2 separate regions of the Homo sapiens genome follow, and region 1 is linked to region 2. Evidence: chromatin contacts called from ENCODE Hi-C or POLR2A ChIA-PET data. All regions are on one chromosome and are shown on one strand. Each heading gives the region's core, a stretch centred on a gene start or an enhancer-like site at or near the end of the contact. The rest is flanking DNA. Distances are from core to core; before and after follow the strand shown. Region 1 holds the start of NXF1 (nuclear RNA export factor 1). Region 2 overlaps AHNAK (AHNAK nucleoprotein).

Region 1 (7,299 bases), core at 321-2,820, 260 kb before region 2:
GCCCTGAGCCCTTCAGCTGCCTGCACAACCCCTGACATTGGCTGCTGGTGACTCAATCTGCCAAATGTGCTGCAGCTCGTTTTCTCCCAATTACAGCAAGACTGTCAGCCTCACTAGCCATGTCATCATTTCTGGGTGGGAGCGTCGAAGGGCCTAGGCAGCGAGTGGAGAGAGCCCACTGCCCAGTACCAGAACTGAAAGGGTTGGGCTAATGGCTCTGCCAGGTATCACTGCTGACACAGGCTATTTTGGGCTCTGACACACAGCTGCCTCTAGGCAGGGGAGAACCAAGTGTTGCAACACTTCATTAGCGTGGAAACTTCCTTTCACACAGGGGAGCAGGATCCCAGAGGGGGTCCCTGATTGGGGGCAACTTCCAGGACTATCTCAAGCAGTGTTTGGACCTGTTTCATCTGTATCCTCCAACTATTTGGCCGTAATTCTTCCTTGAGCTAAGCGAGGCAGAAGCTCTGCCTGCTTCCAGGAGTGGAAGGTGAAGAATTTGTTCCCAACTCCAGTTGAGGCTTTTGATTCCCTCCAAGCACTTCACCAAATCAAAGCCAGTCACAGAGAATGGAGACACCTGCCCAGAATACCCACCGTCCAGGGAGATTAGTGTGCTTTGTTCTTCCTGACCGAGACTCACAACCACATTCTGAGGTCACTCGAGTGCCCCTGTCTCATACATTCCAAAGGAAGTTGAAGCTATAGAGACAACAGTCAGGGGCTGGTGGTGGTGCTTTTGGGGGTCTAGGAGAGCCCAAGGCCCTGATATTTTAAAATGTCCTCCTCGGCATCTCCAGCAAGTTGCCACTGCTGGTGAGCTTCACTGTCTGCCCCGTTGACACGATGGGTTTCTAGTAGGGGACGCCATTGATGGAAGGTCTGTGAAGACAATGCTCGCCAAACCCCTGACAGATGTCGTATCATTTGACTCAGCAACTCAGGGCGGGGCGGGGTGGGGGAAATTCATAACACAAATTCATTTATTTCACAAATATATGTTGAGTTTTTACCATGTGCCAGGCATAGTACCTGCCGAGTCAAGCCCTCGAGGAAAAAAAGCCCTTAATTAGTCAACGTTCGAGCTCACATTCTAATTCTCAACTTCGTGATTTGTTAATCCATCTTATAGGCGAAGAAAGCGAGGTATAGACAAGGAGCCGAGCTGAAACACTGGCTAGATTCCGGTAGGGGTCTGAGCCATCACTCCCACCTGGAGGCGCGGTCTCCATTCCTCTGAAGCCCTTTGTGCGGCCCCCTTCCTCACTGAGTTCTGGGCTGCGGCGGCAGCACTGTGCTCTAGCACTAACTCTGAAGCTGCCAGGGCAGCGTCAGCGGACAGATGAAAAGGTGCGGGGACATGCTGGCTGCCAGCCGGGGTTCCGCAAGTTCAGGTCTTGGGCGGGGCGTGGAGGGCCAGGCCCCGCCCCTCGAACGACGGCCTTAAGTGTGCGCACGCGCAGGGGGCCGCGCTTTCTCCGGGCGGCGGCACCGCCCACAGCCTGGGACGTCAGCGGCGCGCGACGTGCTTTGCTGTATAAATGCGGTGGCGCCCGGCGTAGGGACACTTCGGTCCTGAGCGCTTGGGAGTTAGGTTGTTTGCCGGCGTAGCGGCCAGCGCCTGAGCCCGCCCTTGATCTTCGCTGTGGCATGGCGGACGAGGGGAAGTCGTACAGCGGTAAGTGCTGGTCTTCGGGTCGGGAACTGGCTATCTGGGGCGCGGGTGGGCGGCGCCGGCCTAGGCCTCAGCCCCCGGGGCGTGAGGCCGCTAGGGGCCCGGCGTCCGCGGGGAGCGGCGCGCGGGGGGCCGGGCACTCGAGGTGGACACCCGAGTTGTTGACTCCTGGATTCCTGCTGGCATCCTGGTGTTGGGGGACCTGCGGCTCGGAGCGGATGGCTCGGGGGTAGGGTGACGGGATTCCTTTGAACTTTGTGGGTGGTTGATGCCTGTCAGTTAGGTTTGGCGGCCTGACTCTTCCTTTAATGTGAGTGAGTGCCCTGCTCGTGGGCTGCCCTGATGCCCTATTTTTTACTGCGTCCAGTCGGTCTTGAACTCTCGGGCCTGGGCTTTGGCTTAATATTCGAGACTTACACATCAACTGGATATTCTAGTCTGAACACTACACTGGGTGTTAGTTCTTTGTAGTAAGTTAGGAGTGCGTGGTGGAGGTTGAAACCGTGAATTTAAAACTCTCGTTTTCCACCCCCTTAATGTGGAATAACAACAGCATTTCTTAAGAGTGTGTGTGGGGAGGGGAAATGAGATCATTCCTATCAAGTGCCTGAAGCATAGTGGCCGGCACTGGAGAAAGTTCTCAGTGAATGTTAGCTGCGCCTTCTATGTTCTTTTTTCCTAGGGTCATTTGTTGAGATTCATTGTTTACAGAGTGCTGGGTATTAGGCAGACCTCTTTTGGGAGTTAGGGACCTTTTTTAAGACGCCAGTCCTACACAGCATGAATCAGAAGGTCATCTTCCTGGAGAGCATTCCAGGGTCCCTGGTTAAGCACCCTAGCCTGGCACTGCCACTAGAGCCTGAGTCTAGAATTTGTCTCCTGAGTTAAAGGACATTTCTGGCCATGGAAACGAAGAGCTCCTCACAAAACTTCAAAGTGGCAGTTTGAGAACAAGGAGAATTTTTAGAGGATCCTTAAACTGGTCATATTTGTAACTGGCGTCTGCACTGTATAGACAAAGTACTGAGTGGCAGATTTCAGGTGGCTTTCAGAGGTCTGATTTGTGTTCAGTTACACTTTTGGGTCTCACATTTCTACATCCTGCTTCTCTCTAATTCCAGTTTCTACTTCATTTTTCAAAAGCCCTACACAGTTTTCCAGTAACTTTTCCCTGATGCTGCCCTCCCACAGAGAGGGTTCTTTCCTGTGGATAGGGAGCGGAGTTTGCATGGAGATGGCCTCTGTCGTTAGTATGTATCTCTTCCAATAGTTCAGAGTACTAGAAGCTATGATTGCCACACCAAACCGGACCAGTTACTTACTTCTAATTTGTGTTCCTGTTTCTAACTCTAGAACACGATGATGAACGCGTTAATTTCCCTCAAAGAAAGAAGAAAGGCCGGGGTCCCTTCCGGTGGAAATATGGTGAAGGAAACCGTAGGTCTGGAAGAGGCGGTTCTGGTATTCGGTCTTCCCGCCTTGAGGAAGATGATGGAGATGTGGCAATGAGTGATGCCCAGGATGGTCCCCGAGTACGATAGTGAGTGACCAGTTGGTCTGGTTTGAATTTAGTGGCTCATGAGATTATATGGCCCTTTTACTGTCCATGTCATTTCCTTTCCCACCTGTTAGAGTGAGAAATGCCAGGACTAGCTTAGTGATTAAACAGTCTTAGTTGTAGTCCCACTAACAGTGCAGGAAGGCCTTTGAGAAGACTTTCCTAGCATTTGTGGTCATTTTATTCTCTGCTTACCCACAGCAACCCCTATACCACCCGACCTAACCGTCGGGGTGATACTTGGCATGATCGAGATCGCATTCATGTTACTGTGCGGAGAGACAGAGCTCCTCCAGAGAGAGGAGGGGCTGGCACCAGCCAGGATGGGACCTCAAAGAACTGGTTCAAGATTACAGTGAGTACTTTGAGAAAGTAGATGGTACAGTAGAGATAGGAGGCCACGCTGAGAGTGGAGATGTTTAATTTTATTCCACAAAAATTATTATTATTATTTTTTTTAAATGGAGTCTTGCTCTGTCACCCAGGCTGGAGTACAGTGGCGTGATCTCGGCTCACTGCAGCCTCCGCCTCCCGGGTTCAAGCTATTCTGCCTCAGTCTCCCGAGTAGCTGGGACTACAGACACCCACCACCACGCCCGGCTAATTTTTGTATTTTTAGTAGAGACGGGGTTTCACTGTATTGGCCAGGCTGGTCTCGAACTCCTGACGTCATGATCTGCCCGCCTTGGCCCCCCAAAGTGCTGGGATTATAGGCATGAGCCACCGCACCCAGCCCAAAAATTCTCCTTGTCATCTGATTACTCCACACTCAAGTATCTATCTTTTCTCCTAGGAATCAGTATCTTCCAACACCTTAGAGCAGGTTCAGAGAAGGGGTGGAAGAGAAATATGAAAATTTTGGTTGGGGGAGGGAGTAATTCCTCTGGATGTCTTCATTTGGCTCAGGCTGAGTGTGGGGCTTGGAGTCCCTGGAGTGCCCTGGAGTTCTCTGAGGGGCAGGCAAGGTGTAAATAATATCTTGGAACTTTTAGAATAAATAAAATTGATTTTTTTTTGAGAGATTATAAGTGTAAATGGGCTGGGTACAGTGGCTCATGCCTGTAATCCCAGCACTTTGAGAGGCCGAGGTGGAGGATCACTTGAGGCTGGGAGTTCAAGACCAGTCTGGGAAATACAGCAAGACCCCTTCTCTACAGAAAATTTTAAAATTAGCCGGGCATGGTAGTACATGCCTGTAGTCCTAGCTACTCCAGAAAGCTGAGACAGGAGGATCGCTTGAGCCTAGGAAATGAAGGCTGCAGTGAGCTATGATCGCACCACTGCACTCCAGCCTGAGTGACAGAGTGAGGCCCTGTTACTAAGAAAAAATAGTAAGTGTAAGTAGACAGAAAGGAGTTAAAGAATCTATGTGTATCTCAAGTAGAAAACCTAGTACTGGTCCTTTCTTTAGATAGTCTTTAAAAGTTTGGTAGAAGGTATAAAAGGCATTGTATTGGGTCTGCTATTCAGCCTTACTTATCATTCCCTTCTTTTCTCTTTCTCTCATTTCTAGATTCCTTATGGCAGAAAGTATGACAAGGCATGGCTCCTGAGCATGATTCAGAGCAAGTGCAGTGTGCCCTTCACCCCTATTGAGGTAAGACAAGGCCTGAGTGGCTGGCTGGCCAGGCACCAGGGATGGTGAAGGGGCAAGCTGGACTCCCAGCGTAATGCCCCTCCCCAAGGGCTCTGGACTCCCAGTGTAATGCTCCTGTTTCCTCTTGTAGTTTCACTATGAGAATACACGGGCCCAGTTCTTCGTTGAAGACGCCAGTACTGCCTCTGCATTGAAGGCTGTCAACTATAAGATTTTGGATCGGGAGAACCGAAGGGTGTGTTTAAAGGGCCTGGCTTGGCTGGAGGTGGAGGTTGGTGCTCAGAGCAGGGACTGGGTCTTGTTCTTGCGGCTTAGGCTTCCCTAGAGTTTTCTGTGCCCTCTGTGTCTTCCCTCCAGATATCTATCATCATCAACTCTTCTGCTCCACCCCACACTATACTGAATGAACTGAAGCCAGAACAAGTAGAACAGCTAAAGGTGAGGCAGGCTCAAATTAGATGTTTCCAACCCAGTCTTACTACTTCTCACACCCCCACCCCCCACACACAAACCCAGTGACCACTAAACCCTTCTTTTTCCTCTAGCTGATCATGAGCAAACGATACGATGGCTCCCAACAAGCCCTTGACCTCAAAGGCCTCCGTTCAGACCCAGGTATGGTTGACAGCAGTAGTTCTCAGATAGGTGGTGATAAGGTGGGATCTGTCAGGGAGGGAAAGTTTGAGGATGTTTTACTGCTAATGCTGGCATGGGCAAACCCTCTCAGTCTTCCCTTTCCTTCCCTTCTGCTTCCTGAAGATTTGGTGGCCCAGAACATTGACGTTGTCCTGAATCGCAGAAGCTGTATGGCAGCTACCCTGAGGATCATTGAAGAGAACATCCCTGAGGTAAGGCCTTTGGCCCAGTATTAGGCATGAGGAAGCAGGGTGTGTTAGATAGGAAGTGGCTGGAGGGCAGATTCGTCTCTGATCCACTTGCTGGTGGTGCCTCCTCTAAACTCTTCTCTCCTCACAGCTATTGTCCTTGAACTTGAGCAACAACAGGCTGTACAGGCTGGATGACATGTCTAGCATTGTTCAGAAGGCACCCAACCTGAAGATCCTAAACCTTTCTGGAAATGAAGTGAGAATTGATAGCTCGGCTATATTTTTGAAGGGGTGGGTAGAGGGTGTAGAGAGTTTGTCCAGTGATGGCAAGAGGCAAGAGAGAGAACTCAGGCCAGATGTGCTGGTTTGCAACTCTAATCCTAACACTTTGGGAGGCCAAGGCAGGAGGATCACTTAAGGCTAGGAGTTTGCACGCCTCTAGTCCAAGCTGCCCCAGGGGGCTGAGGTGGGAGGATTGCTTGAGCTCAGGAGTTCAAGGCTGCAGTGAGTTATGATTGTGCCGTTGCATTCTAGCCTGAGCAACCTGTCTCAAAAAAATTTTTTTAATTTAAAAAATAAATTAGTCGAGCATGATGTCACATGCCTGTAGTCCTAGCTACCCAGGAGTCTGAGGTGGGAGGATCTCTTGAGTCCAGGAGTTTGAGGCTGCAGTGAACTATGATCATGCCACGGCACTGAACTTGGGTGACAGAGTGAGACCCTGTCCCAAAAAAAAAAAAAAAAGAAAAAATTTTAAAAGATTAGAAAAGATCTCAGAGCTAAGCGTAGGGACTGGGGGTATGGGGAGCCAGCTGGCTGTCTTCACCAGGGTCTCCTCCCTTTGTTCCTTCCACCCTTTGCAGTTGAAGTCTGAGCGGGAATTGGACAAGATAAAGGGGCTGAAGCTAGAAGAGCTCTGGCTCGATGGAAACTCCCTGTGTGACACCTTCCGAGACCAGTCCACCTACATCAGGTCAGTTGTAGCCTGTGTCTCCCCTCCTGGGGACCTTCACCCCCTGGGAGGCTGAGCTAATGCATCCTGACCAGGGCCCGTCTGCGGAGATGTGCAGCCCTGAGCTGGAACCACCTGTCCTTTGAGAGGATCGCGTGCTCCCCACTTTGGTCTGTCTGTGTCTTCCAGCTTTGTCCTGAGATGTTCTCTCTTCTCTTCTGACTTGACTATCTGTTTGCTGGGTCTGTGGCCTTTCTCTTTCTTCCTGAACACAACCTTTTCTAGAATCTCCCTACCCTGTTGTTCCAGGAAAGGCATCTCCCCTTTCTACTCTAACCAGAGGGTATCTTGTACATACCCTATAGATGGGGTTGCCTTGTGCCAAGAGCCTGGTGTCCATGGGTTGAGGAAGCCCTCCCTACCTGGGACTTCCTACTGAGATGGGCCTTCCCTCCTTTGTACTGTGATGGCCCCTCTTGCCCTTGCGCCAAGAGGGACCCTTTTCTCAGGATCCACTTGCCCAGGGCTGTTGCTGTCCATGCTGAGGTTGAGGCCTCCTAGGGGCTGGTGGCATGCAATCTGTCTCTCTTGCCCAGTGCTATGAGCTGGGCTCTCCCTGAAGAAGAAACCTGGGTTCCCCAAGATGTGACCAGAGCTGGGGCCCCGCCAGCAGGCGAGGGAATCCCA
Region 2 (6,802 bases), core at 3,168-5,667:
ATCGGGGTCCGGGGCACCAAGGGCGGGTCGCGGGGAGGTGGGTTGCGGTGCTCCGGCAGGGCGCGTTGTTGGGGGTGTCACTGTGAGGATTCAAGCAGTTTGGAGCAAGCGGGGCCACCCGGGGCGGCGACGCGTCGCTCTCTGGGAGCGGAGTTCTGCCTCTGGAGTTGGGGCGCAAGTTGGTTAAAGTTGGAAAATCGCTCCGAAGTGCTTTGCTCCACTCTTTATTTCTCCGGAGGGCGGACTGTTGGCTCCACTGCAAGGCAGGGCGCCCCGTTCCGGGCCTGGTGGCCTCTGTCCCACCTCCTCTCCCTGCATGGGGCGGTGGCTCGGGGGCTGCTCCGTTCGTATCCCATGTTTACTGGAGGGGAAATTTCCGAGATCGCCACCGCGGCCCCCAGCGCCTCCGCGCCTCCGCGACCCCGCACCGTGCGCCCCCTCGGCTGTCCTTCCGCGCTCCCTGCACCTCTGCCCCTAACCGCGTCCCGAGTCGTCCAGGCCCCACCCTGTTCTGTACCACCAGCCCCTCAGCCTCCTCCAGCTGCCCCGCCCTAGCCTTGCCTCTCCGCGTTCCCCGCTCCAGAAAACCTTCCTCTCGGGCCGCGGAACCTGGAAGTTTGCAATGCGCCTCCCAGCGGGATGGGTGGGGAGGGGGACAAAATTAGGGAGATTCCTATGCTGAGGTGGGCGAGGAGGGGGGTGCGCTGCGGCGGCCCAGTCCTCGGGACCGCCCCTTCCCCTCCGGAGGCGGCGCTTTCCCCCCGCCCAACTCCCAAACCCGTCCGGGCGGGATGGCCCCCGCCCCAGAGCCTGGCCCGGCGCCAGCAGCCTGAGGAATGTGGTGGTTGGAGCCGGTGACTAATTCAAACCAGAACTCAGGGAGGAGTGGTGAGGGGCAAAGGGGAGGAGGAAGGGGCTGTGTGTGGGAGTTGGGGGCAGGAGCCGGGCTTGGCGTGGGAGGAGGGCTAAGCTGCGCTCGCTGGAACCCTGCGCTCCAGCGGTGCGCGCCAGGAGAGGGGGCCCGAAGCGAGGTCTCGCCTAGAGTTGGAAAGGCAGCGTGCTTAGGGTGTGTGCAGAGCTGTGTTATGTAAGGCTTTCCCATGCAAGGGGAGGGGGTGTGTGTGTGCAGTGTGCGAGGGCCTGGGCCGTCCCTGGCAGGGCTGGTCGCCCCCCAGCAGTGCCCAGGCCGGGATGTGGGGGCGCAGCCCCTTGGCGGCGCTGACCATGAGGGACTCCAGGGGCCCAAACAGGGCTGGCTGTGCCCCTTGCTGGGAGGGGTGCGGAGGGGGCAGATGGGTGTTCTCAGCTGTAGCCGAGGCCCCACAACAAGGTGGGGAACGGCTCTGGCCCCTCTGCACAATGAGGCCACTGAGGGTTGTGTGCGATGTGTGTGCTTGCCGGTTTCGCAGGGTGTGGCTCCCGCCGCGGCGACCGTGGCAGTGAGGTGCTCCCAGGGAGCGTGCGGTCGCTGCAGAGTGCCCTGCTCTGTGGAGGGGATTTGTGGAAAGGCAGTGTGGGAGCCTCCCAAGTCAGTCAGGTCCTTAGACCTCCGGAGTCTCCGGAGGAAAAGGGACCGAGATATCTACCTCTGTGTCTCCAGCACAGCGCTGGGCGCTCAGTAAATACTGGTTTCGAACCCGTCTTCATTAGAATCCAACCTCGGATTGCAGGGCTCCTGCTCTCTGCTTGCCCGTCCCAGCACAGCCTAGTGCATGGTAGGTGTTGGGTTGATTTTGTGGAATACAGTGAGGGGCTGCAGCAGTGAAGCTGAGAGTGGGGGAAGGCGTTTAAGGGCCCCTGCACCTATACTGGCTGTAATTCAGGGTAGAGATCTCGCTTTCATCCCCTCCCCGTGAGGGAAATCCCAGGGGCAGGGTGTGGCACTCACTTCCTTTCAGAAGCTGAATGGGGGGAAGCTTCCTTCTCCAGTCCTTAGGGACAGCGGGGTCACCCACCCCCCACCGCGTGGATAGTGGCCTGTGCAGAATGGGGAGGACAGGGGAGCCCCCAAGTTAGGGGCACCTCTTTGCTCTGAGCTGTGAGCTTTGGGGTGAGGGAGGGTGGGAGAGGAGCTAGGGAGGGTAAGAGTGGAGCTAGGAGAGGTCGCAGGGTTTGGGGGCTGTGGGAATGTGGGTTAGAGGGTGTCTGAGCCCCTCTCTAAAGCCTTTGTCCCTAAGAGGTTATGCACAGGGACACTGGTCAGAGAACAGGGACACATGGGGAGCCACATAAGTCATGCGGGCTGATATGGAGGCCCACAGCAGCGATTCAGGGGTCCTGGTCCGGGAACTCCTTGAGGAGCCAACCCCTCGGAGCTGAGGACTTGTGGCAGCCAGACATGGTCCAGGGCCAGGGGTGGGACACAGGGACCTGTTGAGGGAGAAGGTCCAGCGTCAGCCCAGGGTACGGAGTTGGCTGGGGGTCCCCGGAGTCATCTTAGCCCTCAGGAAGTCCTGGGGAAAGGTGGCGGTGCTGCCAGGCTGGATTCTTTTGCTCGACTTGGAATTGGCTGGTGGGTCCTGGCAGAGCCGGTCACCCTGAGCCTGAGGAGCTGGTTTGAGGGGTTGGGGCAAAGCCGTGGGGGCGGAGGGGTGTGTGGGGCTCTGGGGTGTGGTCACCACCTTCTTTAGAACTTGGGAACTGCCTGGAGACAGACAGAGAGACAGACCGGGAGAGCTAGTCCTACTCCTTATGGGAACAGTGTGGCTCTCTCCCCCACCATTCCCGAGGCCCCAAAGTTTCTCTCCCCGGAGCTGGGCTGGCACCGTGCTGTGCACGCTTAGGTTTGAGGAAGGGTGATGGCCGCTGGGGAGGATTTAGAATGTGCTGCTTGGGCGGTGGCAGTGGCAGGGATGGAGGGCCTTCTGACTTCTCTTCGTCCCCCATCGATTCATCCAGGCTGGCATTTCCCTGGGCTCAGGCCATCCGGTGGGACTCCCAAGGCTTCCTGAGCACGAGCAATTTCCAGCGTTCCTGGGTGTGCCCGAGGGAGTGTGGGGGGCACGTGGGTGGGCCACAAGAGGATTCCGAAGGAATGAAGCCCCTTTTCCTCCCTGCTGGCCTCAGTTCCCACCAGGGCTGTGGCTGAGCTGTCGCTGGCAGTCTTAGGTAGGTCACTGATAGCATTGCAGGTGTCGTCCCACTGTGGCTTTAGGTCCTTGTGACCACCATGTCACAGCTTGTCTCTGAGTGAGATGTGTGTCATTGCCTGTGAGAGAGTATCCCACTGGTTGTGAATGAAGGTCTTCCCCTTGTGGCGTGCCTGGATGTGTCACCTCTGCCTGCGTTGTCATCGGGCTTGGAGGCAGAGGATGGCAGTGGCATTCTGCTCTGGTGGTGGAGGTTTCCTGCGGGCCCGTAGGGGTTGTAGGTAAGGACTGAAGTGAGTTTCTCGGTCCTGGACATGTCCGCACGCGCAGTTTGTGTCCAGAAGCCTTTGGGAGGTTGAGGACAGCCTTGGGGGTGCAGGCCCCAGCTGAGCAGGCTAAGCAAGGCACTGCACACGGCCTGTCAGGGAGGGGCATCCTGCCCGGTCCCCCGGGGGCTGGAGCGGAGGTTCTGGGGGAAGGGGAAGTGCCTGGAGCTGATCCCGTCTACAGCTACGTGTCCTGGCGGGGCTCGGGGGTAGCTCTTCAGCGACAGAGCCGGAGCGGCCTGGCCCCACGCCCCTGCAGTAGCGTGGTCCGACCGCTGGGGGGAGAGCAAGCAGCGCCCTCCCCAGATCCCGGCCTTGGGTGGGGCAGACAGGCAGCTTCCAAACTGTAATCTACCCCACAGGGCAAGACCAAGCGTTCTGCTCCACCCCCTCTCCTATAGGACGCCACCCTCAGAGTTGGTGTCTTAATCCCAGTGGTTCTGGGTAAAGGCCCACTCTTCCCTGCTTCTGTGTCCAGGTGTGGGGACTCCCCACTGGATCATAGGCTGTCCCCAGCCCCCTTTCACAAGGATTGCAGAGTCCCTCCTGGCCAGGGAGGGAAGAGGGAATCTCCCTCGCTGCTGGAAGTGAGAGCTTGGAGCTTCAGGGCTTCCAAGCTCACTGTAGCATGGGATGGGGCTGTGCGTGGCTGGGGTAGAGAGAGATGGAGAAAGGCGTCACAGCAGAGTCAGAAAGCAACCAGCTGGCTGAGGTTGGGGTGTAAGGGCTGCCCTGGAAGTCAGCATGATGTGAGGGGCCAGGGGAAGGGGGTGATGGGGAGGGGAGGGCTGGAATGACAAGGATGGAAAAACTTCCTCCTGGTGGGAGTTGTGGCTGGGCTGGCGCCTCCCTCTCCTAAGGGCAGGGAGCAGGGAGGAGGCCAGGCAGGTGCACACACACAAGGGGAGGTGCAGGCTCAAGGGACACAGGTGCCAGGTAAACAGGCATAGGGACCTGCAGGACAACTGTCTATTGTGAGCCGGTGAAGGCTGGCTGGGGCTGCAGGCTGCCCTGGGCTGTGTAGAGTGGAGAATGGGGCTGAGGGTCTCCGTGTACTAATGGTGTGTATGTGTGTGTGTGTGCTTGTGTGCCTTTCTTTGAAGGTGCCCAAGTTGCATGTGTTTTGCAACATGTTCATCTAATTCTTCCTGGTAATTCCACCTCCCTAACCTGCCCCTCCTCCCTGCACACTGCCCAGAATCAGCTAGGTGGGTTTGTAAAAGTTGTTAATGCCAGCTTAGACTCTGAGATGTCTGCGCACTTCTGCTCCGGTTAGAATGTGGCATAATGTTTTTTCCTAAACAAGCCTGGCAGCTGCATCCTCGGGGGTCCATTCAGAGGGCCAGGCCCTGGAAGGGATGTCACCCTTGTTCCTTTGGAACAAGGGCCTTGGGGGTCAGAGACTCCTGGGCTTGCATTTCAACTCTGTCTCACACTTGGGCAAGTCATCTTATCTCTTGGGCCTGCTTTCACTTCTCTGAAATAAGGATATTAATTCTTTTGACATAGCATCATCATTTGGGAGTTGAATGAGACCCCAGGCATGGGATGTTGCCAACACAGTCCCTGGCACATCAGAGCGCTCTGCAGAATTCTCTTTCTACTTGTGTGTGGGGTTTTTTTTTCTTTCAACATGGAACTTTCTGTTCCTCTTTGCCTCCTGTTGAGTGTTTATGAGAGCAGACCATACTGTCTTCTGGGTGTGTCTCTCTGAATAGCCTCCCTCTCCTCCTGGTTCCGAATGTTGGGGGCTTCCCCTCTGGTAGGGGTCTCTAACTCTGGGCATGAGTCATTTTGTTCCTGGGATGAGGACTGCTTCTCTTTGGCCTTGTGTGTGTGGTGGGTCGATTGGCCTATGTGCGTGCTGCCATGCTGGGCGGAAGTTTCACTGTGGCCGGTACCCTCCCTACCACGGATGGGGTGATTTTCTTCCCCTCGGAGGGTTGCCTCCTGTGTCCCGCCTGTGCTGGGTGGATGCACAGTCATGGGCCCCTGTGGTGTGTATCTTGTCCTCAGGTTTGGTGCATTTGGGCACTGAGGCCTGTGGCCTGTCTCTGGGGGAGTGTGTGTTTCAATTCCTGTCATCTCCACACTGACGCTGGCTGCAGGGCTGTCTCTAGCTGCTGCAGCAGTTGGCCCGGTTTCCATCCTGGCTGTCTTTATACTGGCTCCTCCGGGGAAGGGGCACTGTTCTCCGAGGGCAGTGGAGGAAGGAGGCTCCTCTGGAGGTCACCCCTGGCAGAGGCCATCTGCTGGGGTCAAGAATCTGCTTCCTGGAGTTCTGCGTCTACTTGGCGTTGTCCCCAGTTGCAGGGTATGGGCAGAGCCCTGCTGCTCGGCACATCCTCTTTGCAGTTTTGAAGTGACAGGATGGGCTGTTCTCTTGCTGCTTCTGGCCTGAATTACAGTCTGTCCCGCAGCGTCAGGCATACGTGCTCTCACCTTTGCAGCTGGAGCGGCCTCGCCATCTCATTCTTTTCTGCCCTCCAAGCAGTCTTCTGCCTTAGGGGGTCTCCACTCTGGCCCTGCTCCTTCTTTTTTTATTTAAAAAAAATACATTTTTATTTTTTATAGAGATAGGGTTTTGCCATGTTGCCCAGGCTGGTCTCAAACTCCTGGGTTCAAGCGATCAGTGTGTCTTGGCCTCCCAAAGTTCTGGGATTACAGGCATGAGCCACCACGCCTAGCTCTGTCCCGCTTCTTGCTATCACGAGGGAGGCTGTTGGGTGGACCACCGGGCTGTGTGCTAGCAGGCTCTGGGACTAGGGTCCCAGCACACTCCCATTCTCTCACCTCTCTGGACCTTACTTTCTCCATCCTTAAGTAACAGGCAGTGCCATCCCATAAAACTCTCGGCAGTGGGGGAAGTGTTCTGTGTCCACGCTAATATAGTAGCCAGTAGCTACATGTGGCTGTTGAGCTCTTGAAATGTGGCTAGTGCAGCCAAAGCTAAAATTTTAATTTAACTGAATTTTAATTGATTAAGTTTAAATAGCCACATGTGGCTGCTGCGTTGGGTGGCACAACTCTAGGTCTCTCCTAGCTCTGAAGGCTTATGGCACTTGGCTGAATCGTGCAGAATTCCCCAAAGCTCCAAAGACCTTCTTTTGGCTAGCAACAGGGCAGAGCCCTCAGCCTCCAGGGAAAGCCTGACTTAACCTAACTTGTGTGGGAGGAGAAGAAAGGACCACTTGGGCTTGATACAGGCTCCAGAGGTGGAGGAGAGACTGAGGGCTGGGACCCAAATGCAGAGAATGGGAAACCTGGCTACACAGTATCCCACGCCCCTCCTTCAGTATTCCCTTCAGTATTTCCATGCCCTTCCGCGGAACTGAATGGCCCAGGTCAGATGAGAGGGGAGTCCTTCCAGGCTGTGCCAGGACAGCA

The links. Hi-C counts contacts between places; a loop is a spot of excess contacts on that map. ChIA-PET counts read pairs that join two places held with the same protein, here RNA polymerase II (POLR2A). Pooled maps may share reads with other maps.
Region 1: a pooled map shows a loop between it and region 2 (4-fold over the local background). The contact joins the promoter of NXF1 here to the enhancer-like site in region 2. A Hi-C loop is called at or near these places in 5 of 50 pooled maps. POLR2A ChIA-PET finds 5 or more read pairs at or near these places in 4 of 52 experiments (T-cell, activated CD4-positive, alpha-beta T cell, activated T-cell and 1 more).

The regions. Positions count from the first base shown.
Region 1 is chr11:62,799,711-62,807,009 of GRCh38, reverse strand. NXF1 (nuclear RNA export factor 1) reads left to right here and starts at 1,570. Exons shown (of 21, transcript NM_006362.5): 1 at 1,570-1,681; 2 at 3,032-3,218; 3 at 3,438-3,591; 4 at 4,750-4,833; 5 at 4,964-5,068; 6 at 5,191-5,271; 7 at 5,379-5,448; 8 at 5,593-5,681; 9 at 5,809-5,916; 10 at 6,524-6,633. The coding sequence starts at 1,654. STX5 (syntaxin 5) reads left to right here. Exons shown (of 11, transcript NM_003164.5): 11 at 1-150. RefSeq lists enhancers at 1,052-1,101, 1,122-1,311, 1,278-1,777.
Region 2 is chr11:62,539,830-62,546,631 of GRCh38, reverse strand. The region is part of intron 1 of AHNAK (AHNAK nucleoprotein); the gene reads left to right. Among named protein-coding and RNA genes, the nearest start is that of AHNAK, 3.6 kb to the left of the region's middle. RefSeq lists silencers at 1-34, 315-364, 375-494, 1,025-1,154 and enhancers at 298-808, 809-1,319, 3,823-3,952, 5,463-5,722, 6,327-6,802. Within about 2 kb of position 4,417, at least 37 of the 41 ENCODE cell types and tissues checked have a DNase peak (open chromatin) inside an H3K27ac peak, as active enhancers do.